3 separate regions of the Homo sapiens genome follow, and all the other regions are linked to region 2. Evidence: read pairs that join two places in POLR2A ChIA-PET (ENCODE). Cell type or tissue: PC-9. All regions are shown on one strand. Each heading gives the region's core, and the rest is flanking DNA. Links, peaks and the distances in the headings are about the cores only. Region 1 has its middle 130 kb from the start of CMAS. Region 2 overlaps ST8SIA1 (ST8 alpha-N-acetyl-neuraminide alpha-2,8-sialyltransferase 1). Region 3 overlaps ST8SIA1 (ST8 alpha-N-acetyl-neuraminide alpha-2,8-sialyltransferase 1).

Region 1 (10,149 bases), core at 1,390-9,389, 100 kb before region 2:
CTGGAAGTAGAATATACTCACAGAGACTGAAGTCTTTATATCAACTAAGTCTTTAAAAAATTTAAGGTGACCCACCTCTATCCTAACCTTCTGTCAAAGCAAAATAAATTATTCAGGAAGGAAGATACAATAATTAAGAGCACCCAGTTATCTTGAAGGTTTTTAATATGCAATTTCCTGCACTCAATCCAAAATTGACATATTAAAAATTTTGAGTCAAACGCCAGAGAAAAAGCAGACAAAAGAATCAGATATATAGGTGATCTAAACATTAAAGTTGCCAGACACATAATTTAAATAAGTATGACAATATATTCAAGAAAATAAATGAAAGAATGAAGAATTTCAACAAAAATTGAATATAATTTATATAAAAAACCAGGCCAGGTGTGGTGGCTCACGCCTGTAATCACAGCACTTTGGGAGGCTGAGGCAGGTGGATCACCTGAGGTCAGGACTTCGAGACCAGCCTGATGAACATGGGGAAACCCCGTCTCTACTAAAAACAAAAAATTAGTCAGGCGTGGTGGCGCGCGCCTGTAAACCCAGCTACTTGGGAGGCTGAGGTAGAATTTCTTGAACCCAGGAGGCAGAGGTTGCAATGAGCCGAGATTGCACCATTGCACTCCAGCCTGGGCAACAAAAGCGAAACTCTGCCAAAAGAAAAAAAAAAAAAGAGAAATTTTAGAGCTTAAAATTTTTTAAATGGAATTCAGACCTCAGTGAATACATTTAAAGTCAAATCACACAGAGCTAAAGAAAGAATTAATAAACTGGGAGAAAGGGCAGAAGAAATTATACAAACTAAATCACAGAAACCAAAGGATGGAAATACACAGGCAAGAACATAAGAGATATATGCCATACAGTGAAAAGATCTAAAGTATGTAAAATTCAAATCTCAGGAGAAAAGGTTAGAAAAGATGGGCAGAGCATTTTGAAAAGCTAATAGGCAATAATTTTTCAAAGTTTATGAATGACATCAAGCTTCCAATTTAAGAAGGGCTACAGCGACAAGCAAGATAAATACAAAGAAAACTACACACAGGCACGCTGTTAAAAATTAGAGACAAATTTTTAAAAAATATTAAAAGCAGTCAGAAAAGGTGACCCACTTCTAACAGGATAAAGTAGTTCACAACAGGTCAGGGACACCAAACAAATAAACAGAAAATCCAGGTAAATTACATCAGTCATATATTTAAGAGCATCAGAGAGGGGTGAAAGCAACAATGACTTGGAGAAAAATTTCAAAGAAGGAAAATCCTTCAGAAGGAAGTAGAAGATCTGCAACTATTCATAAAGGCATTTGCTGATTCTGGGCACTGCCAGGGTGAAAAAAATCAGGCTTGTCCCCTGAGAGAAAAATTTTCTTGAGAAACAAAGTGGTGGGGGGATAAAAAGAGATTTTCATGAAGCTAGAGTGACACAAGATTTGAGATGCTCAAAATAGATCACAGACCTAAAATGTAAAGCTAAAACTATATACATACATATATACTATAAACATACACACATATTTTTTTAATCTCAATGTAATTAATTTTTTAATTTTTATTCTATTATTCTTTGTTCTTGTTTTTAATTGACAAATAAAAATTATATATGTTTATGGGGCACAATGTGATGTTTTGATATATGTCTACATTGTGATAAAACTATAAATATTCTAGAAGAAAACATGAGAAAATCAACCCACGCTTATGGCATGTTTTCTTAGATATCACACAAAATGCACACCATAAAAGAAGAAAAATGATAGGTTTCATTTTGTCAAAATTAAAACTTCTCTTCAAAATATACTTAAGACAATGAAAAGACAGGCACAAACGGAGAAAATATTTGCAATCTGTACATCTAAGTATTTGTTAAACTCAGTAATAGACAAACAACCAAATAATAAACAGGCAAAACATTTGAAAAGAGACTTCACAATACAAGATATACAAATAGCACATAAAAAGATGCTCAAAATCATTAGTTAACATAAACATGCAATTTAAACCACAATGGGATACCATTACACACCCACTAATTCTAAATTAAAAATAATCATACCAGCTGTTGGTGAGAATGCAAAGAAATTGGAACTCTCAAACATTGCTGGCAGGAATGTAAAATGGTACAACCTCTATGGAAAGCAGTTTGGAAAGTTCTTATCAAGTTAGATAGACACCTACAATATGACCTGATAACCTCATTCCTACATATTTACCTAAAAGAAATAAAATCATAAGTCAACACAAAGACTTGTTCATAAATGCTCATAAATTATTTATAACAGCCACGAATTGGAAACAAAACACCATAAAAAAGACAATGGATAAATAAATTGTGGCATAGTCACACAATGGGATACTACTCAGTAATAAGAAAAATAATTTGCTGGTATATGCAGCAACGTGGGTGGGTTGCAAAAGTGTTATGCAGAGAAACAGAAGCCAGGGCAGACACAATGTGTACATGCCTTATGTCTTAGCTTGTTTGTGTTGCTATAAAGGAATACCTGAGGCTGGGTAATTTATAAAGAAAGGAGGATTATTGGTCTTGTGGTTCTGCAGTCTGAGTGCCTCAAGCTGCTTCCACACATGGCAGAAGGTGAAGGAGAGCTGGTGTGTTAAAGATCACATGGTGAGAGAGGAAGCAAGACAGAGGAGAGGCAGGTGCCAGGCTGTTTTTTTTTTTTAACAACCAGATCTCTCAGGAACTAGTAAGAGTGAGAACTCACTCTTGCAGGCATTAGTGTATTCATGAGGGATATGAATAGGATGGAGTAGTTCAGCCATAGAGCATGACCTAACACCTCATATTAGGCCCCACCACCAACACTGGAATCAGACTTTAACATGAGGTTTGAGGAGACAAACATCTAAACTATAGCATCGGCCGGGCGCAATGGCTCACGCCTGTAATCCCAGCACTTTGGGAGGCTGAGGCAGATGGATCACTTGAGGTCAGGAGTTCAAGACCAGCCTGGCCAACATGGTGAAATCTTGTCTCTACTAAAAATACAAAAATTAGCTGGGTATGGTGGCGCACGCCTATAACCCCAGCTACTCAGGAGGCTGAGGAGGGAGAATCACTTGAACCCGGGAGACAGAGGTTACAGTGAACCGAGATCACAGCACTGCACTCCAGCCTAGGTGACTCCTAGGTGACAGAGCGAGACTCCATCTCAAATAAATAAATAAATAAATAAAATAGGAAAAAGAAAAACTATAGCGCCTTATGATTCCATTTATATGAAATTCTAGCCTCCACAAATATAATCAATAGTGTCAGAAAGCAGATCAGTGTTTTTCTGGGGCAAGAATTTGGGGGGATTTAACTGAAACAAAATGATAAACTTTTTTTTTTTTTTTTTTTTTTTTAAACGAAGTCTCGCTCTGTCACCCAGGATGGAGTGCAGTGGTGCGATCTCAGCTCACTGCAAGCTCCACCTCCCGGGTTCGCGCCATTCTCCTGCCTCAGCCTCTCTAAGTAGCTGGGACTACAGGTGCCCGCCACCACGCCCGGCTAATTTTTTGTATTTTTAGTGGAGACGGGGTTTCACCTTGTTAGCCAGGATGGTCTTGATCTCCTGACCTCCTGATCCGCCAGCCTCGGCCTCCCAAAGTGCTGGGATTACAAGCGTGAGCCACCGCGCCCAGCCAATGAGAAACTTTTTAAAGTGATGAACATAGTCTGTATCTTATAAGTGTTGTTGAAATTCATCACATTGTGTGCTTAAAATGGATCCATTTTATTGCTTTCTAATTCTACTTCGATGAAGTTTATTTCTTAAAAACTGCATCAATATATCATATTATTCATCAATCATATTGGCAGTTAATGCAAAACTTGACAACACACTCTGTTGGTGAGGCTGTGGGGAAATCAGTACTCTTACATTGCTTGGGGAATTTAAAAAAAATGGTTTAACCCCTAACAAGGGGAATCTCTGACCTCCTAATGTAATAGTCTCAAAATATGCTAAATTCCTGCCAAAAATGTATTAATGGAAAGAAATCATGTGAAGACATCAGACAAACCCAAATTCAGAGACATGTAATTGGCTTGAATTTCTAAAAAAATCAATGCTGGGGCCGGGAGCAGTGGCGCACGCCGGTAATCCCAGCACTTTGAGAAGCCAAGGCAGGCGGATCACGAGGTCAGGAGATCGAGACCATCCTGGCTAACACGGTGAAACCCCTTCTCTACTAAAAATACAAAAAAATTAGCCGGGCGTGGTGGTGGGCGCCTGTAGTCCCAGCTACTTGGGAGGCTGAGGCAGGAGAATGGCGTGAACCCAGGAGGCGGAGCTTGCAGTGAGCCAAGATCGTGCCACTGCTCTCCAGCCTGGGCGACAGAGCGAGACTCTGTCTCAAAAAATAATAATAATAATAAATAAAAATCAATGTTAAAGATGATGAAAGATAGAAGAATAGTTCCAGATGAAAGGAGACTAAAGAAACATGACAATGATTCAATGTGTGATTCTAGATCCGATCCTGGAATGGGAAAAAAAAATCACCAAAAAGGACATTAATGAGAAAATTGGTAAAATCTGAATAGGAACTGTATATTAGACAATATTATATCAGCATCAAATTTCTTACCTTATTATTATACTTTTGTTATCTAGGAAAATGTCCTTGTTAGGGTATATACATTGAAATAGTTTGGAAGTAAAGGATTATGGTATCTGCAACTTACTTTCTAATTTTCAGCAACAAGAATAAGAATAATAATTAGATTTTAAAAAGCAAATATAGCAAAAACATTAATGATTGTAATGAGTAAAGATTATATGGGTGTACTATATTTGCAACTTTTAAAATTGATGGTTTTTTTTTTTTTTTTGACATAGTTTCACTCTGTTACTCAGAATGGAATGCAGCAGCAAAATCACAGCTCACTGCAACCTCGGCCTCACAGGTTCAAGTGCTCCTCCCACCTCAGCCTTTCCGGTAGCTAGGACTACAGGTGTGTGCCATCATGCCCAGCTAATTTTTGTATTTTTCGTAGAGACGGGATTTCACCATGTTGCTCAGGCTGGACTTGAACTCCTACGCTCAAGTGATCTTCCCGTCTTGGCCTCCCAAAGTGCTGGGATTACAGGTGTGAGCCTCTACACCCAGCCTGATAGTTCTTTTAAATTAAACATTTAAAAAATAAATGAAACAAATATTTAAATAGATCTTTCTCAACTACCAAACATACGACGGAAAGCCAAAGTGAGAAAGCAGGGTATTTTTTTGCCATGGGCTCCTGAACAGTGTAGACCTTGGTTCTTGTAAAGAATTCATAATGGATTTATAACTTCACTTGTATAGCCTGGTTAGAAAGTGGGCAAGAGGGTGTGTGCGTGATGGTAAAGGAAGGAGGGCCACAGCTCTGCTCCTGCACCTGCTCTGCCATTTTGCCTCCCTAATTCAAAGGGCTATAAACATTCTCTTGCAATCCTGGCAACATTTGAAAATGCACAAACCATTATATCAGCAAACGGTGTTTGTGGCCACAGTAACTTTTGAGGAAAAAAGATGTCCCAGAATTTACCTGGGAGCTGGGGTGAGCAACTTCTTTAGTCCAGAATGCCACCTGAAAGATTACGACTATATTTACAGTCACTGCCAGGTGATTATGGTCTGTAGTACCCCAAGGAAGAAGCCAAAGGAGGGAAGTCGGAAAACAGGAAGGAAGGAGAGGAGGACAAGAGGAGGAACATAGTGACTAAGATGTGGAATAAGCATGTGCCCTGGTATTACCCAGCTGCCCCTCAAGGATATTTGCAAGAGGCAGCTGCTTCTGTTCTTACGCTGCCCACAAACTGTGGTCAGGAGGATCCCCTGAAATACACAGTCTGGTCAGTCATTAAGGATACGGTTAAATTTTTTCCAACTCAAACGAATGTCAACTGATGACCTAGGCCAGGGGTGTCCAATCTTTTGGCTTCCCTGGGCCACACTGGAAGAAGAAGAATTGTCTTGGGCCACAAGTAAAATACACTAACACTAGAGATAGCTGATAAGCTAAAAACAAACAAACAAAAACACACACACACACACACAAAATAAATCTCATAATGTTTTGAGAAAGTTTATGAATTTGTGTTGGGCCACATTCAAAGCCATCCTTGGCTGCCTGCATCCCATGGGCTGTGGGTTGGACAAGCTTATCTAGACAAAGATTCACTACTCTTTTGAATTTTTGTAATTCTTTGGTCCAGTTTTATGCCTCACTTTATTTTAACTTTTATCCATGCTTTGTCTCCCTTACCAAATTATAAATCTCTTATAGGCTGAGTACAGAATGTAGTCATTTAATATTCCTTACAATGTTCAGCCTAACAATTCATGTTCAATAAATGTTTGTTGAGGAAACAAAATTTAAAAACAAACAAAACAAGCTATCAATATTTTTTTTAACATGTTGTGTGTTACAGCCCCCTAGTGTACAGAAACATCTGTCTAGAGGAGCCTGAATTAACTGGAATTTGAACAAATTGCCAAGGGAATGATCTCTGATTCACTCCTTTAATTCAAGATTCCTTTGTTTTCTTATCAGCCTAATTTATTCTTCTGAGGGGAAGGGCCAGTTTTAGAATGTTATAACACTTCCATTCTCCATGACTGCATCCCTGACTTGTGCTTCATCCTCCTTCCAATATGCCTTTTCTTTCATCCCAATGATGGAAGATAAAAGTATTTGTTGATTCTAAGATACACTTTTTTCACATTTTAACATTTCTGAGATCAAACTGTATCTTACAATTGATGCTGTCACTATTACTGTTAGGTATGCAGTCTGATGACATAACCGTCATTTCCTATACATATACAAACTCTGTTACAGCACTTCTCAATCTCACATTAGTTGACTAATGGGCATTGTTTGTGTCATTTTTGTTTAATTTAACTGCCAGTTAAATATCTTTAAAAAGATATGATGAACCAACAATTACATATACACATACATGTAGTCTATAGAATGAGTCGTAATTGGGCATTAAGACACAAAGCTATAGTATGTGTAAAATGGCAGGAAAATTATGTAGTGAGATGTAAATTGATTATTGTAAGTTGACTATTTTTTGGAAGAATGACTACATTTCCAGATTATGCTGCAACACAACAACCAAGCTTTCTATAAGACCTAAGAAGGAAAGATACTCAGAAATGAATAAAGCTGGATTATATTTTATTGCTGAGATTCATGCAAAAATATTGCTTATTGTGTGCCATGCAATCCAACTAAAGGCAGAAAAATTTGCAATGGTACCTCCAAATAGATTAAACTTCAAAAGAATGAGATACTGATGTGAACTATTCATTCGTTATGCAAGACTATCAATAAAATGTCAATTTGTGAGCATCTGCCTGATAATTTAGAATAGAAGCTGATTACTTTAGTGATACATGATTCATTCAGGGAAAACATGAAAATGGTAAATTAGACATCCTAGTGAAAGCCAAGGTGGAAACATTCCTCAAAGTCATATGGACAATGTTAAAGTTATTAAGAAGACCAAGATCGTGACCACAAGCTATAAAAATCAGTATATTGCTGATAATATGCATAATTACTGAAGATCAAAAATTATTTTCACATATTTCATTTTAAGGCACAGCATGAAATCTAAGAATGAGAGCTCCAAGTATGCCAGTGCCTATAAATTTCAAAATAATTGGATGGATGAACTAATGATAGACTGGCTGAAAGTCATTTGGAATTGATACCTAAGAGCTTCATGCAACACATACAAAAGTTTGGTTTTCAATTCATTTCATGTTCCATGTATCTTAACAGTTAAAGAAAATGCTTACCAAAATCTATATCAATGTGGAGCGTCTTGGCAATTATAAATCCTTGCTTTTCTATATAAATTATAAATTAAATTTTACAACAAATTCTATGGGTCTAGATCAATTTTAGCAGCAAAGACATCTTTATAATATTGAGTCTTTCTGTCTATGAATATAGTACATTTCTCAATTAATTCAGGTCTTTTTCATTGTCTTTCAATAAATTTCATAATTATTCCCTAAGAGACATGTACATTTTTTGTTGTGTTTATTAGGTCTTAGCATTTCATTATTATTGCTGCCATAGTAAATAGTTTCATTATTCAAATTGCATTTTCTAGCTGTTTATTACTAGCGCCGTAAAAATGAAATTTACTTTTATATGCTGATCTTGTATTTGGTAACCTTATCAAATTTGTGCATTAATATTACAAACTTTTCAAATTTTGATAGGAGAAATTATAGATAATTTTGGTTTTTCTATCTTTTAAAAAGAAGAGTTGTGTTTTTTCTTTCAAATCTTCATGTTTTTATTTCTTTCTATTTTTGGGTATGTGTCTTCTAGGCGCCCAGAGAAAATGTTGAATGATAAGATATCCTACTCCCTCCCTTCCTTCCTTCCTTCCTTCCTTCCTTCCTTCCTTCCTTCCTTCCTTCCTTCCTTCCTCTCTCTCTCTCTCTCTCATTCTTTCTTTCTTTCTTTCTTGACGGAGTTTTGCTCTGTCGCCCAAGCTGGAGTGCAGTGGCACGATCTCGGCTCACTGAAAGCTACGCCTCCCGGGTTCACGCCATTCTCCTGCCTCAGCCTCCCAAGTAGCTGAGACTACAGGCGCCCGCCACCACGCCCGGCTAATTTTTTGTATATTTAGTAGAGACTGGGTTTCACCGTGTTAGCCAGGATGGTCTCGATCTCCTGACCTCAAGGTCCACCCGCCTTGACCTCCCAAAGTGCTGGGATTACAGGCATGAGCCACCGCGACCAGCCCTCTTATCCTTTATTTTTAAAGGTATATTCTAATGTTTCACTGCTAAGAATGATGTCTACTATACATTTTTCAGGTACATATTATTATAAAGTTAGGAAAGTTATCTAAGATTTTTTTAAATCGAAAATAACTTAATTTTTTTCTCATGACCTTCCTTATCTATTGATATGAACATAAGATTTTTTTAACCTGGTTAATATGGCTAACTATGTTAATATGTTCTCTAATGTTGAAGCCTCCTTCTATTCTGAGATAAATCTAACCTATTCAATAACCAGAAAGATGAAAGTCTTAAAACTGTACCTAATAGCATAACTTTAAAATATATTAAACAAAATTAGACAAAAGTCCAATTTGACAAATCCATCATAAAGGTAGAACATTTGTCTTTCAATTGGAGACTTGAGTATATTTAAATTAATTGTGCTTGCTGATGTATTTGGTCTCTAGTTAACAAAGTGATCAATTCGTTGTTTCCCATACGCTCTGTACTTGCTTGCCTTTGCTTGTCTTATTCCCTCTTCTGGGAAGGTCTTCCCTACTACCTCTTATCTTTCTCACTCCATCATAATCTACTCTTCAAGGCTCATTATCCTCAAAGAATTTCCTGATTCAAGAATGGGGAGTAATCATTCTTTAAACTCCTATAATACATTATCGTTACCTCTCCAGGAGCAAAGCAAACTGAAAGGAAGTAGAAGAAAAGAAATAATAAAGCTCATAGCAGAAATCAATGACATGAAAAACAAAAAAAGAAAATGTACGACGACACCAAAAGTTGGTGTTTTTGGGTTTGTTTTGTTTTTTTGCAAAAGCAAAACAACTGATAAATCTTTAGTGAGAATTACTGTGAATAAAGTAGAAAGACACAAACTACAATTCAGAAATAAAATAGGAGACATCATTGCAGATCTTAGAGAAATTAAAATAATAATGGCCAGGCACGGCGGCTCATACTGGTAATCCCAGTACTTTGGGAGGCTGAGGCAAGTGGATCACTTGAGGGCAGGAGTTCGAGACCAGCCAGGCCAACATGGTGAAACCCTATCTCTACTAAAAAAATTTTTAAAAGTAAAAATTAGCCAATATGGTGACGCATGCCTGTAGTTCCAGCTACTTGGGAGGCTGAGGTATGAGAATCCCTTGAATCTGGAAGGCCAAGATCACACCACTGCACTCCAGCCTAGATGACAGAAGAAGACTCCATCTCAAAAAACAAACAAACAAAATAACAATATTATTAATAATTTTATGCCAAGAAATTAGACAAACTACAAAAATTAGTAATACTGACTTATGGGAATTCAAAATAGATCTATATACAGGGAAGATATTTGAACTAGCAATTAAAATTCTTCCCATAAAGGAAAGCCAATCCC
Region 2 (10,149 bases), core at 1,439-9,438:
TCTTTTAACAAGTTCACCATCACTAACCCATTCCATATAGAGGTCCTCCTGCTGTTACTTATCTGATACATATAGCCTGGAGCAGTTGTACAGTTAATTCTTTAAGATAAATCCTTAAATATGGAATTGTTAGGTTTAAACAATTTGGACCACATTACAGAAATTAGCAACTGAGTAAGTCTCCATCCGTTTCCAAGGAAAACAAAATGGGAATCTCCTTATACACTATTATAGGTATTTCAGACATATCAGGAGAGAGACTTCATTAGGTTGTAATCATTTTGTAGCATATTACCTAATTTGAAAGGAAATGCAAGGCAGTTTAAAGGGTTAAATTTGTAGATGTTAGCTTCAACAGGCCTCAGTTTGAATCTTGACTTGGAATCACAGCATGGAACCAGTGTCTAACTGGGAAATCCCAGGCAGGACACTTTTGGCTCAGCCTCAATTTCTACATGTCAAATGGAGACAATAATATCAGCATCATATGTTGGGATTATCAGATAATGCATGCAAAACATTTAGCAAAGAGTCTAGCACATAGTTAGTCTTCAACAAACTATAGTTGTAGAGTGTAGCCACAAAATTGAATCAAATTGAGAAAATATAACCAACCTACTCTTTGGTAGGTTTTCTCTAATACATTTGAGTTTCATTAATGTTTCCTACGCACTTTCCTTAAAGTGTCACATTTTGCGGAATTGAGTTTATTTATTTAAATTAACTTACTAATTATTTCCAATTTAAAATTAAAATACTGAATTAAAACAAAAATATGTTCAATATAATTTTTCCTCTAAATCTATTTCAAATAAACTTTTACGTGAACCTAGAGTGTGGAATGATAGACAATGGAGACTCAGAAAGGTAAAGGGGTGAAAGGGGGCTGGATAATGAGAAATTATTTAATGAGGACGCTGTATGTGATTCTGGTGATGGATACACTAAAAGCCCTGACTTCACTGCTACGCAGTATATCCATGGAACAAAATTATACTTGTACCCCATAAATTTACACAAATTTTAAAGATAGGAACAAAAAGAAAATTGAAATTTTAAAAGAAGAAACTTTTGTAGGAGTCGTAAACAGTTGACATTAATTGCTTTATTTGTACAGGTGGTCACAGATTCATAATTAGTAAATGGAAATACACTAAAAAGTTCATTGTGCCTTTTTTCCTATGTATTTGGCCATACTTGCACCTACCATGTCACTTGCAATCGTGGTAGCCTTTTACATGAGGTAGGTAGTTTACGTCTGCAGTTCCCACAGGCACATAGATTTCCTTTTTCTTTCCAATAGGAGCCTCAAGAAAATGAAGCTTTGGTTGTTTCATCAGCAGTGGCTTTGATGAACCTTTTGGCTCACATATCCATTAACTGACTCAGTAAGAAAACATCTGCATTAAGGATGTTTTCAAGGCTGGAATGACTTTCTTATAAGTGTACTAAACAGAATGCCAAGCCCACAGGAAGCACTGGCAACAGAAAGTTCAGAGTTGGCCAATTTAATCCTCAATGCTTCTCAAGCACAACTTAATTGAGGAAAACTTCACAGACAGATGGAACGATAGCATATATAAACTCTATATGAATATACATAACATATCTAAATCACTCCTCAGTCATCTTCTAAGTGCCCAGGTCATGGAGAATAAAATGGTTATTTACACAATTACAGCATCAGAGGATTCTGCCACTTCCAATGTACTTTGTGATGGGTACTGAACCTTTCTTAGCCTCAGCTTCCTCATCTATAAAATGGGGTGAAGGGAAACGTAAGAAATTACCTCTACAGTTATTGAAAGAATTAAATAAAATGATAATTATAAAAAGTGCCAGGTCTGGAACTTAGAAATCATTCAGTCAATATGACCTATTAATAGCTGTAAAATACGAGAGCGCCAATCATCACATTGCTCTGGTGGCTTCCCTGCTCCAAGTAGTCATTCTGATGTTCTGTGTCCTACATCAGCCTTTCCTGTCTCCTTGTTCTCTGCATCCCTCCACTGTTCTTAGATCTCTCAACCATCTGCAAAAGTGAAAGGAAATTTCTACATATCAAGATCCCCATGGTATGACATAACCTAAAACATGAAATTTAAATTTCCTTCAGGTACCCTCTTTTTAAAGACATGACATAATCTATGACATTTTATTACCATTATTTTTATTCATATGATAACACTTTGCCTTTTTCCCCAAAGGTTTCCTGGCCCTTACTTAATCTATCTTACATCTTATAAATCCTTACCACTGAATGCTTATTTTCCTAAGCCCAAATCTTTATCTTCTAAATCCTTTCTTGCCCCTATTTGTTCATGATGCAATAAAAGGTCACCAATGAAATTACAAAATGCCTTAAGTGAACGTTTTAAGTGAATGACTATAATTTACTTTATAATTTTTGACCTGCTATGGTCTTACTTTCAAATATTGCAGAGAGCACTTTGCTACTTGTTTTACAGGGCCATTTCCTTGAAATGTAATTACAAGCTGAAAAAGCAGTCCTAGGGGATTACTTAATGTATGTCCTTTACTAATTCCAAGGACAGTCAAAAAGTTTTCAACTCGAAGGATGATTGTTCAAACTGCCCACACCAACCAAGGTTTAGTGTTCATAATCTGGATGAAACCATTTTCTTATTTAGAGTTCAAGGGGTTAAAAAATTATTACTGTCTCTGGCAAGAGGTTGTTTGGGAACTATATTGACTGGCTTGTTTCCTAAACATATTGGCTCCACGGCGCTACAAAGACTGAAAAGTATTTTCCTCCAGCAGCTGGGCCAAGATAAATTGAAAACTAACAGGGAGACAGTATGTCAATTTCAAAGATACTGGTATTATAATAGCTGTGGTTTTAAAATACAAATCCCAGTCATTCGCTTTGTGGGAAAATTGGTACAAGAATATTTGATGGCTAAAAGACTGAAGAGCACCAAGGCTCCAACACAAGAACCGACAGTCTGGAGATGCCAGCTCCTGGCAGGGAAGAGACCTCGGAACCAGTTCAGCTTTTTGCTCTGTCACTGCACTCTGCCATTTAGTTCTGGTTGGGGAGAAGGCAGAGACTGACTGAGCTGACATCTCTGACTGTGATTTTTACATCTTCAAAAACAGCAGCAATTTCTCCATTATGGTGTCCTTTAAGATTGATTTCATTGCAACATCTGAGACTTGTATTATCTAATGACACAAGAGTAACATGGTAACAAAAGCGCTCGGGGTCACCCTGTTTGACTATCTTCACAGTTAGCCTTAAAGGCTTCAGTCTGGGACAGTTATTCTGAGGTTTCTTACCGATAATGACAGGAGGCAGACAAATGCCTAGATAGACACGGGCAGGTCCTGGCGAAACCCCACCTCCAAGTTGCAGACAGTTTAAAGCCTGAAAGCCAAGCTACAAGTTAAATCCTCGGACTGGATTGAGACCCCACCTGCCCGTTTGGCACACTTTCCTCTGATTGATCCCCACCGTTCACCTATTTTTCATATACCCACACTTTCCTAATTGGCTTTCTACACTGTCATGTCCACCTTTGAGTGGCATCTTTGCTTTGACCTTTTTGCACAGTCACAAATCAATCAATACAAGCTACCTATTCTGAGCCCATAAAAAGCCCCAGGCTCAGCCATATTGAGAACTTTACTGCCTTTGGGTAGGGGGACCACCCCTGCTAAAAGCTGTTTCATCATTCAATGAAACTCCCCGCCTTGCTCACTCTTCAAATTTCTGTGTGCCTACTTCTTCCTGGTCATGAGACAAGAACCCAGACCTAGCTGAGCTAACGAGCAAAAAAATCCCTCATCATTATGTTGACTGCTTCCAATGTGAGGATTTTCCCCTCCACTCTCTATTAATGAACTCCAAGTCTCTTTATATTTATACCAAAACATAGGCTCTAGGTACACCAGGATACACTTGGTGATTGTATCCACCAAAACTAAGCAGCTGAACTCATTCATTCATTCATTCATCATTCCACTAAAATTTATTGAATCTCTACCATGTCTCAAGCACTATGCTACAAACTGAGACACATAACTCCCTATCATCCAGAATTAAACACTATCCCTGGAGAGGTTTCCAGCTGGTAAGAGAAGGCAACTTCAATCAAATACTTATAGAATTGAATATGAAGTTGCAAATGAAAGGTACCTGGTGCTCTGGGGACCAGCCCCCTCCTCCCCAGGAAATGGTTCTCAAACAAGATGTAAGGGATCAATGTAAGTTAATTAGGTAAGAGGAGGCAACAGTCTTCCAGGAAAATGGATAGCATGTGGAAAACCTCTACAGAAGAAGACAGCACAGTGTTTGTGAGGATATGAAAGAAGGCCAGTAAAGCAAGGTATGAGGATGAGAAGCAACATTGTGGAAATTGATGCTGGAGCCACAGGAAGAGATCAAGCCTTAAGGGGTTTATCTTTATCCTAAAAATCAATGGGAAGACAATCAAGGGTTTTAAGCAAAATGATTGCATGATCTGATTTGCATTTTAAAAAGCTAACTCAAGCTACAGCGTGGTAATGGACTGGAGAAGAGGCCAGATTAGATACAAAAAGCCCAGAAGATAACTTTTGCAGAATTCTAGACAAGAGGCCATTGTCATTTGAAATGAGATGGTAAAGACAATGAGAGAAAATAAGAAGTGGATGTGAGAAAAAGAAATTATCTTCACAAGTATCAAAATGTCCATCAGCTCCATCCAATAACAATTTCTTAAGAATAATATATGTCTTAAAAGAGAATAAGAATAGCGAAAAGAAATAAAAACAAAATAACTACATGCCCAGAACCAATATTGTGGCTTGACTTTTAAAATGTACGATCTTGTTATTTCAAGATTAGGATGAAGTCCTGCACACTTAGAGGGTGACTGTCCACACACCATCACACACGCCACGCTCTATCGTGAGCATCCAGGACCTTTCCTTCTTCCATCGCTGTTGCCTGGATTGACCTAGGTTGACGTAACTTGATGCCATGTGGGTGCAAAGGTTTTGGGAAAAGCAACCATCCATTTCATCATTCATTCAGCACATTTTAATTTACCACCTGCTATGTTATGTGCCAGACCCTGTCTATGTGCTGCCTTCAAAGGGCTCACAGTGTGGTCAGCAGAAAGCATGTGAGCCAGTAACTGTTATTCAATAACAATGTTGACAATTCAGTTATTGAATTGTTATACAATAATTGTTATTCAGTTGTATTAAGAGAGATATATACAAATTTGGGGGGGAGAAAATAGATTTTTAATCAACACTGCCAGGTGGTTGAGACTTGGGAGAGGGAACTGGGAAGGTTTGCAGAAATGATGCTTTGGCTGGATCTTGAAAAATAAACAAGAATTCATCAGATAAGGATAGGAAGGGCATTTTGGGCAGAAGGAACAACATGTACAAATGTGAAGACAAAACGAAAAAACGAATTGTTCTGGGAAATGCAAGTCACTTAGTAAAAGTAAAAAGTAATGAGGGGCTGGGGCTGGGCATGGTGGCTCACGCCTGTAATCCCAACAATTTGAGAGGCCAAGGGCGGGTGTATCACTTGAGGTCAGAAGTTCAAGACCAGCCTGGCCAACATGGTGAAACCCCATCTCTATGAGAAATACAAAAATTAGCCAGGCATGGTGGTGCACACCTATAGTCCCAGCTACTCGGAGGCTGAGGCAGGAGAATCACTTGAGCCCCGGGGGCAGAGGTTGCAGTGAGCAGAGGTCACACCACTGCACTCCAGCCTGGATGACAGAGTGAGACTCCGTGTCAAAAAAAAAAGCAATGAGGAGCTGGAGGAAGCAGATGGATGGCAATTGGTAAGCTTATATTAGCTGACATTCTCAGAGAGTTCATATCGTGAAGACCTTGTGTGACACTCTAAGGGATTTGAATTTTATCATACAGGTTGTAACCAGGAAGGATGAACCTGCTCAAGATTGATCCCCTGTCAACAGGAAAAAGATGTGGGCTCCTGTAGAGCTGCATGGAAACCAGATGGGGCTCAGTGCCCAAGGCCCTCTATCCTGATCAGTAGCAAGGCTTGGATTCCCACTACTCTCAGCAAGCCAAGGAAGAAACTAGCTCTTCTGCAACTATAAGCTGATGCAATAAATCCCATTTGTGTTCCCCATCCCTCACCCACTGCCTGAGCTCTTCTGTAGCTGGGGTGAGGTGCTGGCAGTGCTCCGGGAACTGGGCCTGCAGCCTTCCTATTCCAGTACTGCTGTGAGTCAGGGGAATGATATGGAGGGAGGATCTAGCGCAGCAGCCTCCAGGCAGGATTCAGCACAACACTGGGGAGTGATCTTTCCCTCAGGCCTCTGCCTACCAAGGACTGGGCTTGTCACTGGGAAAACACAAAACATTACACAACCCAGCAACAACAAAAAAACTAGTCCTCTTAGAATTTCATGCACTTTGATTTTTTTAGGGCTTGTGCCCTGTTTCACTTGTAGAATGCTTGTATTGAGTAAAAAGGAGATGTCCTAATATTCAAAGCAGCTAAACGTCCTCTTTGCCATAAAGACCCATGTAACTAACTGTGTGAACACTCGGGATTTTTCTCCTCTGTCCCGAGGTTGTCGTCTGCTTTCTTTTTTGGGTTTCTTTCTAGAAGATGGAGAAGTGCAAGTGACAGGGGCTGAGAGCACCCCCCAAACACGCAAGCTCTCAGCCATGGGCAGCTTCTCCACAGCCCCAGCTTAGCACAAGCTCCTGGAGGGCTGCCTGGGGGAGGCAGTCATGGAAGTGCCAAGGTGGCCAGATGGTTCCAGGACCACAGTGTCTTTATTTTTAACTGTTTGCCACTGCCACCCCCACCCCTGCCCGACTCTGGAGTACTGTCTTCCCCAGACAAGCAGGAGTGAAGTGGAGGGGGGAAAGCACTGATTCTCAGTTGGGGTGTTCCTAACTGAGCAGTAGGGATAGAAGGTGTGAGCCTGGGAGTGCTTTTATAAATTATTTTTCTTGTAGATTTTATTTTTAATTTATGTCTGTGACCTGCCAGGAAGAGGGGAGAGAGAGAGAAAAAGAGATGCTGTTGAACACATGACAAAATAAAATAAAATGGAAAAAAAAAAGGCCACCGTTTCTGGCCATCTATGTCATTCAACTGTATCTGCAAGACTTGTACCTGAGTCACCCATCATAGCTACACTGGCTTTCCATTCCCTACAAACACTAAGTTGATAAAAGAGGCCAAAGCCAGGGTTCTGCCCTATCTTAGTAAGTATGTTATATCTCAGTCTCTCAATCACCCCAGGGGAATGGTTGGTGCATCCCTAATTACAGAACTACAAAGCCCAGTGTAGTTTCAGGTTCCCTTTCTTAGAGGGTAGAATTTCCTTATTTTTAATAATAAAACGCAACAGCATATCTACTAGCTGCTCCTTGTCCTTCATGAGTTTTCTCTGTGAATGCTGCTCCAGCTGACTTAGTCTGCCGTTTAGCCACTTGCTCATCTGCATGGCAAGTAGTGAAGAGTGAGTTAAGAGATGTCACACACACCAGTTTACATTTTATAACAACAAAATTGGCAGAGGGTGGAGGATGTCACAGAAAGGCAAATTCATAATAGTGAACTTTTTTTTTTTTTTTTTTTTGAGATGGAGTCTCACTCTTGCCCAGGCTGGAGTGCAGTGGTGTGATTTTGGCTCACTGCAACCTCTGCCTCCTGGGTTCAAGCAATTCTCCTGCCCCAGCCTCCTGAATAGCAGGGATTACAGGTGCCTGCCACTACGCCCAGCTAATTTTTGTATTTTTAGTAGAGACAGGGTGTCATCATGTTGGCCAGGCTGGTCTCAAACTCCAGACCTCAAATGATCTGCCTGCCTCAGTCTCCTAAAGTGCTGGGATTACAGGCATGAGCCACCGCGCCTGTCTGTGAAACTTTTTTGAAAGTTCTTGAATTAGTATAGATAACAGATGATAAACCTTGACTTAACCCAGTGGCAGTGAGGTAAGAAAAGAGGGGATTGATTCAGGAAATATTTATGAAATAAACTTGGATTTGGACAGTGAAATTCAAACATAAGACCCTGGTGTCCAGCTCAAGTGACTGAGTAGACGATAGTGTCATTACCTGAGATCAGGAATAGAAGAAAAGAAGCAGGAGAAAGGGACAGAATTGTGAGCATGTAAAAGGTAAGGAACCTATGGAACATTGAGGACAGTATCCAATAGGTGCAGAACCGGATCTATTTTTACTCACTATTATTTCCCCAGGAACTAGCACAGTCCCTACCACACAGCAGTAGTTGCTCAATAAGTACTTCATGAATGAGTGGTCGAACACTTATTTTACTTACATAGAATCATGAAAATTTCAGGAAAGCATAGTTGTGCTGGCAGCAGGGCATATTTATTTAGGTGACAAGTCCAATCAATGTGTAAGGCAATCTTCTATGCATCAAATCCTTGCTTTAAATTTAATTCTAACCTTGATGTTATTTTGTAGATTTTTGATTTACATTAAATTTTATAGTTTGTGTAGAAATACTGTGTTTTTTTCTTGAGTCCAGAAATATCACTGAACTTTTTTGGATTTTAAAATATCCTCAAACAATCTCCATGTCAGGCATCTGGAAGCACCTACAAACTGTAGCAACTTCAGTTCTTACTGACCTTGGGTGTCATAGTCAAAGACTATGTAAGAGTATAACAAGAAAAGACAATCAGGAAATTTATAAATTATGGCTACAGAACTAACCATACTTTGTGAATATACTATCCTCTGAATAGTATATTAGACCCAAGATGTATATAAAATCAGAGTGGATTGAACTCTAGAAACAGAAAAATGTAAACAAAATAATCAGATGATACATATTGTATATGGGGCTGTTAGCCAGTGCTTCATTAACTGCAGACACCCCAGGTGAAGTGATTATCAAATTAATTTACAATTGCATTTCTCTCAGCACTTATTTTCTTTTTCTTAGCAAAGAGTTAAAATTCTGAAATCTCAAGAATAGAGTCTGAATAGACAGGAAAAATAAAACTTGGCAAGAAAAAAAACCTATGCATAATAATTTTCAGAGTATAAAATGTTGTCTTACCCTCAAAAAGCACTTTTGTTTCCTTTACAATCAGCAGATGTTGACCCATGCCCATCTATCCTAAATTTTCTCACCACACTTATCCACTTACCTATTTTTCTGACAAACTGCTAATATAATTTCTTAATTACCTAACAATTTTCCCAAATCCTCTCCTTACACTTAGTTTTTGCTCTCTCTGTATTGTCAGCCTCCACAGAGCTAGACATTGAAGACAGTAAGAACCTAAATGTTTTTGTCTGAAAAATTCTACTCATTTATCCAGCCTACTTCTCAATCTCTATATACACCTGAACCTACAGCTGGGGTTCAGACTGAGCCCTGAGCAATGTGGGTCAATCTTGGCCTTTAGGGGAATGATTGGGCATGGTCACCTGAAGCTATGGGAATCACTACCAAGTTACACTTGTGTTCTGGCCCTGGCTTTGAGGTATGGCTCTAGTAACTTGGTTTATGACTTAATTTCAAAACATAACCCCAGGCTGCCCTTCCAGGTCCCTGCCTCCCAGCCCATACCAAGTTCCAGTAACTGTGCTTCAGCCTTGCTTACAAAAACAGTCCCTAATTTTGGCCCCAGTGCTAGGATGCTCACCTGGTTCACTTGTGTTCCTGCTGTGATAAATGATCAGTTCCCAAACCTCTAGAAGTCAGAGGCTCTGGCTTCTTCTGACCAGTACCCTTGGAAGCTGCCAGTTGTCAAAACCTCCAGCGTAGAGACTGGGAACTTGAAGTCAATTGTTTTAAACGGATCTCTGGGTATAGCTCCATCCACCCCATTTTCATCTCTGCATTCTGCATACTAGCAGCACATCATGTTACTCCTTATTATCTTCTGGTTATTGCCAACAGTGTTCCACAGTAAGAACTGCAATACCCCTTTCTGGCTACTGGCTGGACTTCCTTTTAGCCCCCAAAGCTATGTTCACTCCCTATCCTATCCCTAGCCAACCCCTTTCCCCATTGTGTTGGGCAAGTCAAGCTTCAGGGTCGGTCTCTTCAATCTACTCAGAAGTTCTGAACACTGAAGATAACAGGGTAGAGCTAGTCAGGCCATAAGTGATTAAAAAATGTTGTGCTAGCTCACCTGTGATCTAAG
Region 3 (10,149 bases), core at 749-8,748, 74 kb before region 2:
AGGGAAAAAAAGCTACAGCAATTATAGATTCAAGTCTCCTTCCACTTGCAAAATAGAAATTTTCTAGTGCTCAACCTAAATATTGTGGCCTCATATTTAGGAGTTTATAAACAGACGCTCTGGGCTTCAGACTTCCTGTGAGTTAGTCTCTAGGACTTTTAAAGAAGCTATGTAGGAACTGGTAGAATATTTGATATCTCCCTAGCTTCAAGGACTCAGACTATCCATATGAATGAGGGGGAAAAGTTCCACTTTAGAATCACTGGCAGGGCTATAACTAGGTCGGGGTGATCAGACTCTGCCACAAAACACCCACATTTAGACAGCACGAGTTTAAGCAAAAACAAAACAGTTTAAGGCAGTGTAAAATTTTGAGGTCCTCAGCGAATTTCCACACTACCTCTCTAGTCACAATGCTACTAGCTCAACTCTGGAGCCAAGGCAGCTCTCCTGGGAGAGGACAGAGACTGACGGTGCTAAAAAGCCAAGGTTAAGGGTAGAGAGCACTCTGCCCTTTTACATCCTGAGAGTGTGGGGATAGGGTCATCTCCTTTCAACTTGCCTCACCCTCCTCCTAGCACATAGTGGAATGAAGTTGCTAGTTATGTTTACTGCTGACTTTATTAGAGGTTTTGACCTAGGTTGCCAGGCCTTGAAATTGTTAACCCACTTCTACCACTTCCACCCCTGACGTGTGCCCAATAAAAGTCATATAACCTGAGAGTCGACCTATACGACGGGAAGATAAAGAAAAAGCACAACATTACTCTCAGTCCTTATTCCTCCACAAGTTTGCGTCAAGTTCACATAAACGTCCTTACAGCTTTTGATCTTTGGAATTCTACAAACATAGAGAATATATTACCTGGTGCTGGTGGGAAAGTATTTACACAACACAATGAACATTTCCTAAAGTTTTCAGTGGACTGGTAACATTCCCCTCCCCCTTAGGTCCCTCCTAACAAGTATTTGTCAGTGAAAAATTTCACAAAGTCAATATTTCAACCACAGAAGTTAAAACTCTGGATGGCTGACTTTCTATTAATAATCAAAAAATGTATATAATAAAGTTATAAAACTGGAATATGTAGCTGCTGACGAAAAGAAATGTTATCAATATTGTTTCCATTTTGGATCATCTATAACACTCTTGTAAAGCCTTTGACTAATCCAAGGGTATTTTTGGCAAATTTAAAATCCCAGGATTTTTTCAGTTATTTTCCATTTTAAGCCATGTTGTCCAGATTGCTTCAGGTACAAGTTATATATAGCCTAAACAATTTTTTTTAGCCAAGAGAAAGACATGAGACATCACAAAGCCAAACACAGTATTGTCTGAACATGTGCCATTTGAGATCATTTACTTCCTACCCTTGTGAAGACAGATAAAAGTGAACTATACAGAAGCAAAATCCAGTGAGCACTTCCTTAACTTCTTGTATGAGAATTATGCAGTTTAGATGTGCAATTTTGTATAAACTTTTGGCAAAATCCTCTATACAAAGCATATGTGTCTGTGAGTCATTGTCCATATAAAAATCTTTCATATAAACATTACTTTTCTTAATTATGGAATGACTTAATCCTTCACCTACCTTCATGATCTTTGGAATCAATGCAGTTCTCAAATCGAGGCTAATAAAAACTAAAATTCTATCAGGGTACTAGTTTTTAGTCTCTTCACCCTTCCTTTTGCCCCTATGGATCAGCCTAATTTTTATGACTACACAACAATTTTTTTAATTAGTCTGATGGTACAAAGTGATGCCCCCTCTTGGCAGGTGCATCACCAAAAGTGATTAAAGATTTTCTTATTGAATGTCTTCTAAGCTGAATTTTAAGAGTCAGTTATATCAAAATGTAACTGATCAAATCTGGAAAAGTACCAGGCCTAATTCTGAAGGTCTTAATTTCAGATAAACAAAGAAAGATAATGGGAGCTTAGAATTGAAGATCTTAATAATAGAGTATTCCAGAGCACTCTACAGGATGATTCTAGCGAGGTCCTTACTTAGGAACACATAGCACAGTTAAGGATAGAGATGCCTAACTTCATGCTACACACACACACACACACACACACACACACACACACACACACACACTCCTATCTAACCAATTATGTCCAAAAGGCATATGTATGGTGTATCTAGTGAGTTGTAATCTACCATAAGAAAATATTTTCATTAAATTGTAGTCATATTTTGAATGCTGTGAGCATGTATATCTATCTTTAAGTGAAGACAAGGTGGAACAATCAAAATTTCATTTTGGTCTAATCCAGGTCTAATCCAGGTCTGAGATGTCAACCTTGATACTACTGACATCTCAGCCTGGATAATTATTTTGCTGTGAGAGGCTGACTTGTGCATTGTAAGATCTTTAGCAGGATCCCTAACCTCTACTAAGTACATGCTATTAGCACCCTTGAGTCATGAAAATAAAAAATGTCTCTGGTCTCCAGACATTGCCAAATGTCACCAGAGAGGGATAATGAATCACCCCAGCTGAGAAGAGCTGGTCTAATCAAACATCACCAGCACTGGCCATTTCTGTTTTGCCTTTCAGAACCCACATGAAATAGTTTCACAAGTTTGTAAACTAAACATTATATATAAATCTACTGCATAAATCTATCCCAGGCATCATAAAAAGATGAAAAATTTCCACATAATATTTTCTTTCTTTTTCTTTTCTTTTTTTTTTTTTTGAGACAGGGTCTTGCCCTGTCACCCAGGCTGGAGTGCAGTGGCACCATCTTGGCTCACTGCAACCTCCACTTCCTGGGTTTAAGAGATTCTAGTCCAGATGATATTTTCAATGGAACTGTGATGTATGGGCTCTATGGAGCTCATTAATTACATTTTAACAATTAAAGTACTAATCTGAGTAACATTTTATTAACTTTTATATGCGTTTTTGTTAAGCCTTTTATATTTTTAATGGTAGACTAGTAAAAATGTATTCTTTTTTAGGTAACTGCTAAATAACAGTAGCTCAAAAGAGGAAACATATTTAAAGTTTCACTCAAAGTGAATATTTAACACAATTTCTTCATGGTACATTCTCATTATGTTTTTGCTGCCGTATAGCAAACCAGTTCTCCAATAGCATCATTACTCTCGAATTCTTAACTTTCTAAGTAACATTATAATCTGCACTATCAACAAGTCATATTTTAAATTCTAATTTTTATAATAACCTCACTATTTAATTGCATTTAGAAATGGTCTACTTCAATGATGTAGAATTTTGCCAAGGGCTTTCCTATGTTTATGTCATGTTAAATTAACCCACAGAAAATACCAGCCATTATTGTTTACGTGGTAACATGGTATGCTGAGTTTTTACTGTTAAAATTAAACTAGAACTTTTTGGTACAGTTTACCTACAATTTAGTGACATTTAAAATAAAAAAGAAATTGAACTCTAGTGTCACATTTTAGCTTAAGACATTCCAAAGTATGAAGACAACGAGAGGCTTCCCTTACCCTTCTCTGAAATGTAAACACATTTGGCTGCTTGTAATCTGTCAGTAGAGTTTTCTTACTGTGTATCAAAGCTGTTGTAACAAGCTAAGTAGTCCTACCTGCTACTAAGGAAATAAATAGCTACTAATTCACATTTCTTTACTTGTACAAACTATACCTTGTGTGACCACGCTCAACAGCAAGCCCATTCATGAGATTTTGGGTAAAATCAGGATGAGTAAGACAATTCTGCTCATTCCGGGTAAGCATTTGGGGGTAAGACTTGCATCTTGTGCTGCTATGGGTATTATGTGCGGCAACCAGTGAGCTCGGTTGTCTTATATCAACATGTAATGGATAGTGCATAACACATTTGTGATTCTCCAACACTGGTTACAAATTTTTGCCATACCAGGTCATATGAGTTCAGCTTTCATAGTTGCACAGTAATGAGCTTTGTTTAACTTTGTGTGTGTGTATGTGTGTCTACATGTATGCATACATGTTAAGCCTTTTACATTTTTAATGGTATACTAGTAAAAATGTATTCTTTTTTAGGTAACTACTAAATAACAATAGCTCAAAAGAGGAAACATATTCAAAGTTTCGCTCAATTCATTCTTGCATGTATGCATACATGTCCTTTACCTTGCAGTGAATATGCCACAGTAGATAGAAAAGGGATTTGTCTTCTGGTCTGTCTTCCACAGAGACTAAGCTTTTCATCAACGTGCTTTACTGCATTTCTGAACATTAAATTATGAAGACAATTATGCCAATTTACAAACAAATAATTCACTCATATTGGTAGTCTTTTGCACTAAAATAAAAATGACAATGCAAACAGGCTTACATAATGCAGACCTAAAATTGGGTTTATGTCCTAAATTCTGAGGAAGGAAAGTGGCTCCTGTTATCCAGACTATGAAGCAACACAGTCTAAATTCAATAATGCTTCACATTGTCTCTGTGGACTTGACAAAAGAGGAAGAAGCAATTCTTATGTAAAATTTTAAAAATAGAGGGGAGCTATAGTTAATATAGACGTGGCTCAACAAATCACAATTATCAGCAGTAACATTTTGTATCTTTATTACTCAGGAAGGGATTTTTTAAATCTACCCACCCACTTCCCCAAAGAGGGCAAAAATAAATAATAATTTTTTAAAAAAACCTACGGTTCTAAAGCCAGTCTTAATAAGACAGGTTCTTATTAATATTATTAAGCCAGTTTGTGTTGACAATCAGCAACACTTTTACCCCAACATTTTCTTTGTTCTACCTTGATTGGTTCCTCAGCCCTAACAACTCGAGTCTGTCTTGTTTTTGAACTGCATCTTCTAGATTTGAACCATGTGCTTTACCAACAGCATTTCACCAGCATTTTACTAGTTGCAAATCTGCCATGTGCTATAAAGTATTTCATAGGATGTTTCATTTCTTATTTGTCCTCCAAGCCAACGCTGAAAGTAAAGTTTTGCTTGGATCTTCATTGCTCCTTTCCTGTTTTTCCAAGGGCCCATGCAAACTCATGAAACAACTTGACCATTCCCTCTTGGAGTCACATAGAAAACCTAACAAAAATACCCTGGTTCAGTCCTTTCTTCTTCCATTGTTCCTAGGAAGTGGGCTGGAGTGAGGTATCTTCACATGGGTCCAGCTGCATTCTCAGTGCACCGATTTTATGAAGATACCAGAGTTGGAGAAATTCCTCGGGCATGGCATGGAAGCCAGAAAAGGGTAAGACGTTGTCATAGTAGTGGTGGCTGATGGGCTGCTCATGCATATTCACAGAGAAGGGCCAGAAGCCATAGATGGCCACCTCTTCACAGAGACCCAGAGCTGCGCTCACCAGAAAAAGTCCTGTGGACAGGCGCTTGGCATGGATTCCTCTACTTTTCCAGAACTTTCCAATGCTACGCAGAAAGTTGGGGTTGGCAAACAGCACTGTTTGATTGGCACCAACATCTGACAGTGTATAATAAACCCTCAAAGATGGCTCTGTTCCTGTCTTCATAGAAAAGGCAGGCATGTAGATGTAACTGTGGTTATAAATTTTCATGTTGTCCACAAATGTCTTTCTGGACCACAGAAGGTTCTGAAACCTATTGAAGAAAAAAAAAACTGTTCAATTAAACCTAGAGAAAAAGAAACTCACCAAAACCCACTCTGTTGTCTTCTGGTGGCCCTGATACCTCAAATCATCTCAATGAAACACATGAAAAACACTTTATTTGTATTTAAAATCCTCCTTGAACTTATCAATTATCTCTCATCAAATAGCCTGACTTTTTCCCTGACCCCAACTTCTTAAAACGCAGTTAACATTTGTTAATGGGGCTCCCTCTAAACTAAAATGCATTATACATTTGTTCTCTCCCAGAACGTTTTTGCCTGAAATGGAAAACGGTTTAATTCTCATAAATTCCTGAAGGTTGTTGGCTGGGATTTTGATGAAAGGTACTTAGGTGGTCTAACATAACCACAAGACTGGTTTCTTCATCTGCAAATCAAAGGAATCACTTCTAAGATACCTCTCCCCACTGAAATTCTATGATTCTATAAATATTCAGATTCATCAATGCTACAACTATAATATTACATGGAAAAAGGAAAGCTTGTTACTATTACAAAATGATGCAGGGAGTTGCCCATATTGCTTGCTCCAAAGAACTCTACTTTCCTATGTTCTTTCAGTTTGGATTACATGAAATTCTAGTGCAGTTGTAGAAACAAAGATACAAATAAGTACAATAGAATGTTCTAAATACAATGTTGATACTTGTATAAAGTACTATGGAATACAGATGAAAAAAATAATTCTGCCTGGAAAGAGGGAGTGTGGTCCAAGAAAGCTACAGAGTGGGAATAACATTTAAATACACTTCTTATAGGGAAACAACAGAAAGAACAGCAACTAAACTCGAAGGGATACTTTGGTTACAGGCAAGAGTACGCAATATACTGAGGCAATGACAAGGATTCCCTGTCCCTAGAATGTAGGAGGTGCTAATGGCGGCAGCAGTGGCTGAAGACAAGGCATTCTTCGAAAAACGTCTTATATCTGTTTTGTTTGTTAGAACATCACTCTGTGGTGACAGGAAATCTTCACAGCAGTGACTGCTTACAGCACTTATGGCAACTGTCAGTCTGTGTAAAAAAAAGGTACTCTAATAGAATAGAAGATTACCTTGGAAGGAAGAGGCTGGTAGCCTGGAGACCAGGTAAGAGGCTGCTAATACACTCAAGTTAAAAAAAAGAGAGAGAGAGAAAGAGAGGGAGAGAGAAGGGTAGAGAGAGAGAAAAGCAATGACCTAGATTAGGGCCTTGCAACTTTTAATTCCTTTCACCATGGGAGCTGCCCATCTTGGGTTATATGCAGGTGGAGCAGCAGCATCAAAGAATAAACTGAGCCACAACTAGCAGAGGAAAGTCTGGCCTGACATGTTGGCAGGCTCATCATAATTATGTGAAATTAAAGTTCTGAATACACAAATCCACAGGATTGTATGTAGCAATCAGCATTATTGACTCTGCCTGCCCAGAAAGGTATGTTTCTCAAGGCCAGAAGGAAGGGAAATCTCTCAAGTTGTCTTCATGTCCTTGATCCAGTAGCCTGCTTTCTTGATCCAGTAGCCTGCTTTATCAATTTTTCCCTGGGTCCTGATACAGAAGTAATAACAGGGTCTTTAGGTAGATTCACTTTAACTTAGAAGAAGCCATGGAAGCACATTCAACCATATCTGGAGCTGGGCCAGCCTCTCCAATACAAATTCCTGCTTCCCAACTTCCAAATGGGCTCTGCTTAGCAATTCCTTTCTTCCATCGCCCACCCATATCTTCTAATATGGGTGGCACTAATGCTTTCCCAATCATATAGACACACTGTGTAGATAACCTGCTACTCCATTTGAGCCATTGGTTCTCACACTTTAGTTAGAATAACCCAGAGAGTTCACTAATATCACAGCTTCCTGGGTTCTGATGAGAGTGATCCAGGGGCTGAATTTTTACCTAGTACTCCTGGGTAATCTGACACAGGTGGGACATACTTATTTAGAAGATCAAAGCATCAGTGTAAGCTGTCTGGCTTTCTGCATCCATCTCTCACCACCTTTTTCTTTACATCTTCTAATCACATCCTTGCTGCCATTCTAAGAAGTGCTCCATCTTCCCCTCTGTATCTTGAGACAAGCTGTTTCACATATCCTAAAGAACTCATGTTCCAAAGTGGATCTCTCCTCTTCAAAAAAAAAATCAACCTCTCCATCTCAACTGAATTATTTCCTCTGTCTTCTAAATACGGTTAGAACTTTCCCCTTCAACGCTACTAAGGTATATTTTACAAATAAAAATCGTGTATATTTAAGGTATGTAATGTGGTGTTTTGATATGCACATACATTGTGAAATGATTACAACAAGCAGGTTAGAACTAAAAAACTCTTCTTAATATGCTCATACCGTTCCCAGTGCTACATTCTCATTCTGTCATTTCACCATCAACCTTCTAGAGCAGTTAGGATACCTCTATTGCTTTCCTTGCTTCCTTCCATTCCTCCTTATTCCTGTACAGAATGGCTCCCATTTCACAGGGCCCTGCTGGCTGATGGAACTGATCCCTGTCTCTGTGGACTACATACTAGCAGAGAATTACACACTGCTTCAATAAAGTCAAGATGATTGATTTTGTGTTTCCTGTCTTAAAGCCAACTGATTAGTCTTGAAGGGAGTAGTTTTCCCTTTCTGTGTTTTCACTTTGAAAAGGAACACACAGCTTGAATTTACTATAGTCCTAATTTTATTGACAGTTATTATTTTTACCTCTCCCATTCTGTGACAAATGACATTATTATTTAAGAATTAGATTCAATTCAATAATTGTTATGGTATACTGAATATGTTTAATATTACCCTGATCAAGAGTTTAATGGGGTTGGTATTGAATTTTATTACATTATTACAAAATTAAGCTGGAATTAGAAAAGAGTGGTGCTCCAGTTTGTCTCTCCAGCCTCATACTCAGCTACTCCTCATGTCCTCACCCTATGCTCCAGCCATCCCTGTGTGTGTACCTGTCCACAATTTTTATTGCATATATTCATTTTTGCTGATCTAGTCATTGCCCTGGTGAAGTTGTGCCTATAAATCAAAACTCAACTTAAGCTTTCCTTTATTAGGCTTATTCCTTCCTTCCAACTTAAGCTTTCAAAAGTCTTCTTTGAATTCCTGAATAATAATTGCTCATACTCTCTAAGACTATGTACTCCTTGAAAACAAAGGACAAGTTCTATTCATCCTTTAATTTTTATAACGTAGCTCAGAATATTTGTGTACTATATGAATAAAAAACTACTAAACAGTAATTTTTAAAAATAAAAAAGAAATCAGACCAGCCTATGAATTAAAAATAAAAATGAAGATCAGCCCATGAATTATTAAAATAGAAATGATTAATTTATAATCAATATGAGCATAAAAGGAAAAACAAAAACAGAGTGGAAAGGACAAAAGTATAGCACATTTTATAAAGGAATTGAATACATGATAATGGGGACAAAACCAATAAGATTTTTTAAATTACTTAATAAACAATATTGAGATAGTTAGCTAACAATTTGGAAATCTGAGAGGGAACAGATTCATACTTCACGAGACAATTACCAAATAATTTTAAGATAAGTAAGATAGATATTTAAAATCTAGCTGGCACAGTGACTCAAGTCTACAATCCTAGCACTTTAGGCAGCTGAGGTGGGAGGATCACTTGAGGCCAGGAGTTCGAGACCAGCCTGGGCAACCATCTCAATAAATAAATAAATAAAATCTATGTTACAAAAACTAAAAAAAAAATCATGAACTTATCAGACATTTGCAAAATATATTTCAACACAGGAAAATATTAACAAAATTGATTATGTCATGTTGTAAAATTTCATTACCATGAAGAATAAGATAACTAAAGTAAAAAGGGAATTACTCTGAGAAATATTTACAGCAAATATAACAAACATAAATTGGTATCGATAAATTGTAGAGTCTGAATATATGGATACATTGATATGAAAATGGACAATTAATCTTGAAAGAATTTCAATTAAAAATGTTAAAGCATTCAGTTACAGTTACAAGACGCAAATTGAATACAAAAAGGAATATTAATAGAATAGAAAGGAACACAATAAAGGGTGAATAAAGCTCTCACCTCCTATGACAAATCTCTAGAAATAGGAGAAAATAAGTTTTTAAAAATCTATCTCCATTCTGAAAATAAAAAAGAAAGCAAACCTCAGTGGATCCTGAATCTAGGTTACCTCAAAAAAACAGACAGTTTACCAAAGGAAACCAGAGCATGAAGGAACTTGTTGAGCATTCCTCTGAAAGGCAGCAGTAGCAATGCCCTATACCTGGAGGCAGGAGATACTAGGGAAAGTGGTGTCTAACAGCAATCAGCAAGGTTATTGTTCAGATTATGGGGTAGCAGAGACACCCAGGTGGGCTGAACCCTAAAATCCTGCACCGATCAATTATCACCGTGTATGTGGAAGGACGCGTCAGTTTCCAGGTAGGAAGAGTGGGTAGGTGTCCAGAAAGCTGGCTCAGCCCAGGGAAATGGAATTCTCGACTCATACAATATCAGCAGTCAGGCTTGTAGTTCCCAAGTGGAATACTGACACTGA

The links. ChIA-PET counts read pairs that join two places held together with the same protein. Peaks named below come from ENCODE experiments on the same cell type or tissue, not always from the same donor. Only the 100,000 strongest peaks of a DNase experiment are listed, where the experiment ranks them.
Region 1: POLR2A ChIA-PET joins it to region 2 with 6 read pairs; 3 of 35 experiments call an interaction of 5 or more read pairs at or near these places.
Region 3: POLR2A ChIA-PET joins it to region 2 with 7 read pairs; 4 of 35 experiments call an interaction of 5 or more read pairs at or near these places.

The regions. Positions count from the first base shown.
Region 1 is chr12:22,166,912-22,177,060 of GRCh38, forward strand. No RefSeq gene overlaps it. Among named protein-coding and RNA genes, the nearest start is that of CMAS, 130 kb to the left of the region's middle. In PC-9, for the core only: CTCF peaks have their summits at 6,404 (motif pointing left) and 6,607; no DNase peak of the experiment used is centred there.
Region 2 is chr12:22,269,789-22,279,937 of GRCh38, forward strand. The region is part of intron 2 of ST8SIA1 (ST8 alpha-N-acetyl-neuraminide alpha-2,8-sialyltransferase 1); the gene reads right to left. Among named protein-coding and RNA genes, the nearest start is that of ST8SIA1, 60 kb to the right of the region's middle. RefSeq lists enhancers at 104-273, 2,011-2,180, 3,620-3,789, 7,068-7,237, 7,077-7,246 and a cis regulatory region at 7,153. In PC-9, for the core only: no CTCF peak of the experiment used is centred there; a DNase peak (open chromatin) is centred at 6,243; H3K27ac peaks cover 1,981 bases.
Region 3 is chr12:22,196,464-22,206,612 of GRCh38, forward strand. ST8SIA1 (ST8 alpha-N-acetyl-neuraminide alpha-2,8-sialyltransferase 1) reads right to left here. Exons shown (of 5, transcript NM_003034.4): 5 at 1-5,575. The coding sequence ends at 5,089. Among named protein-coding and RNA genes, the nearest start is that of ST8SIA1, 130 kb to the right of the region's middle. In PC-9, for the core only: no CTCF peak of the experiment used is centred there; no DNase peak of the experiment used is centred there.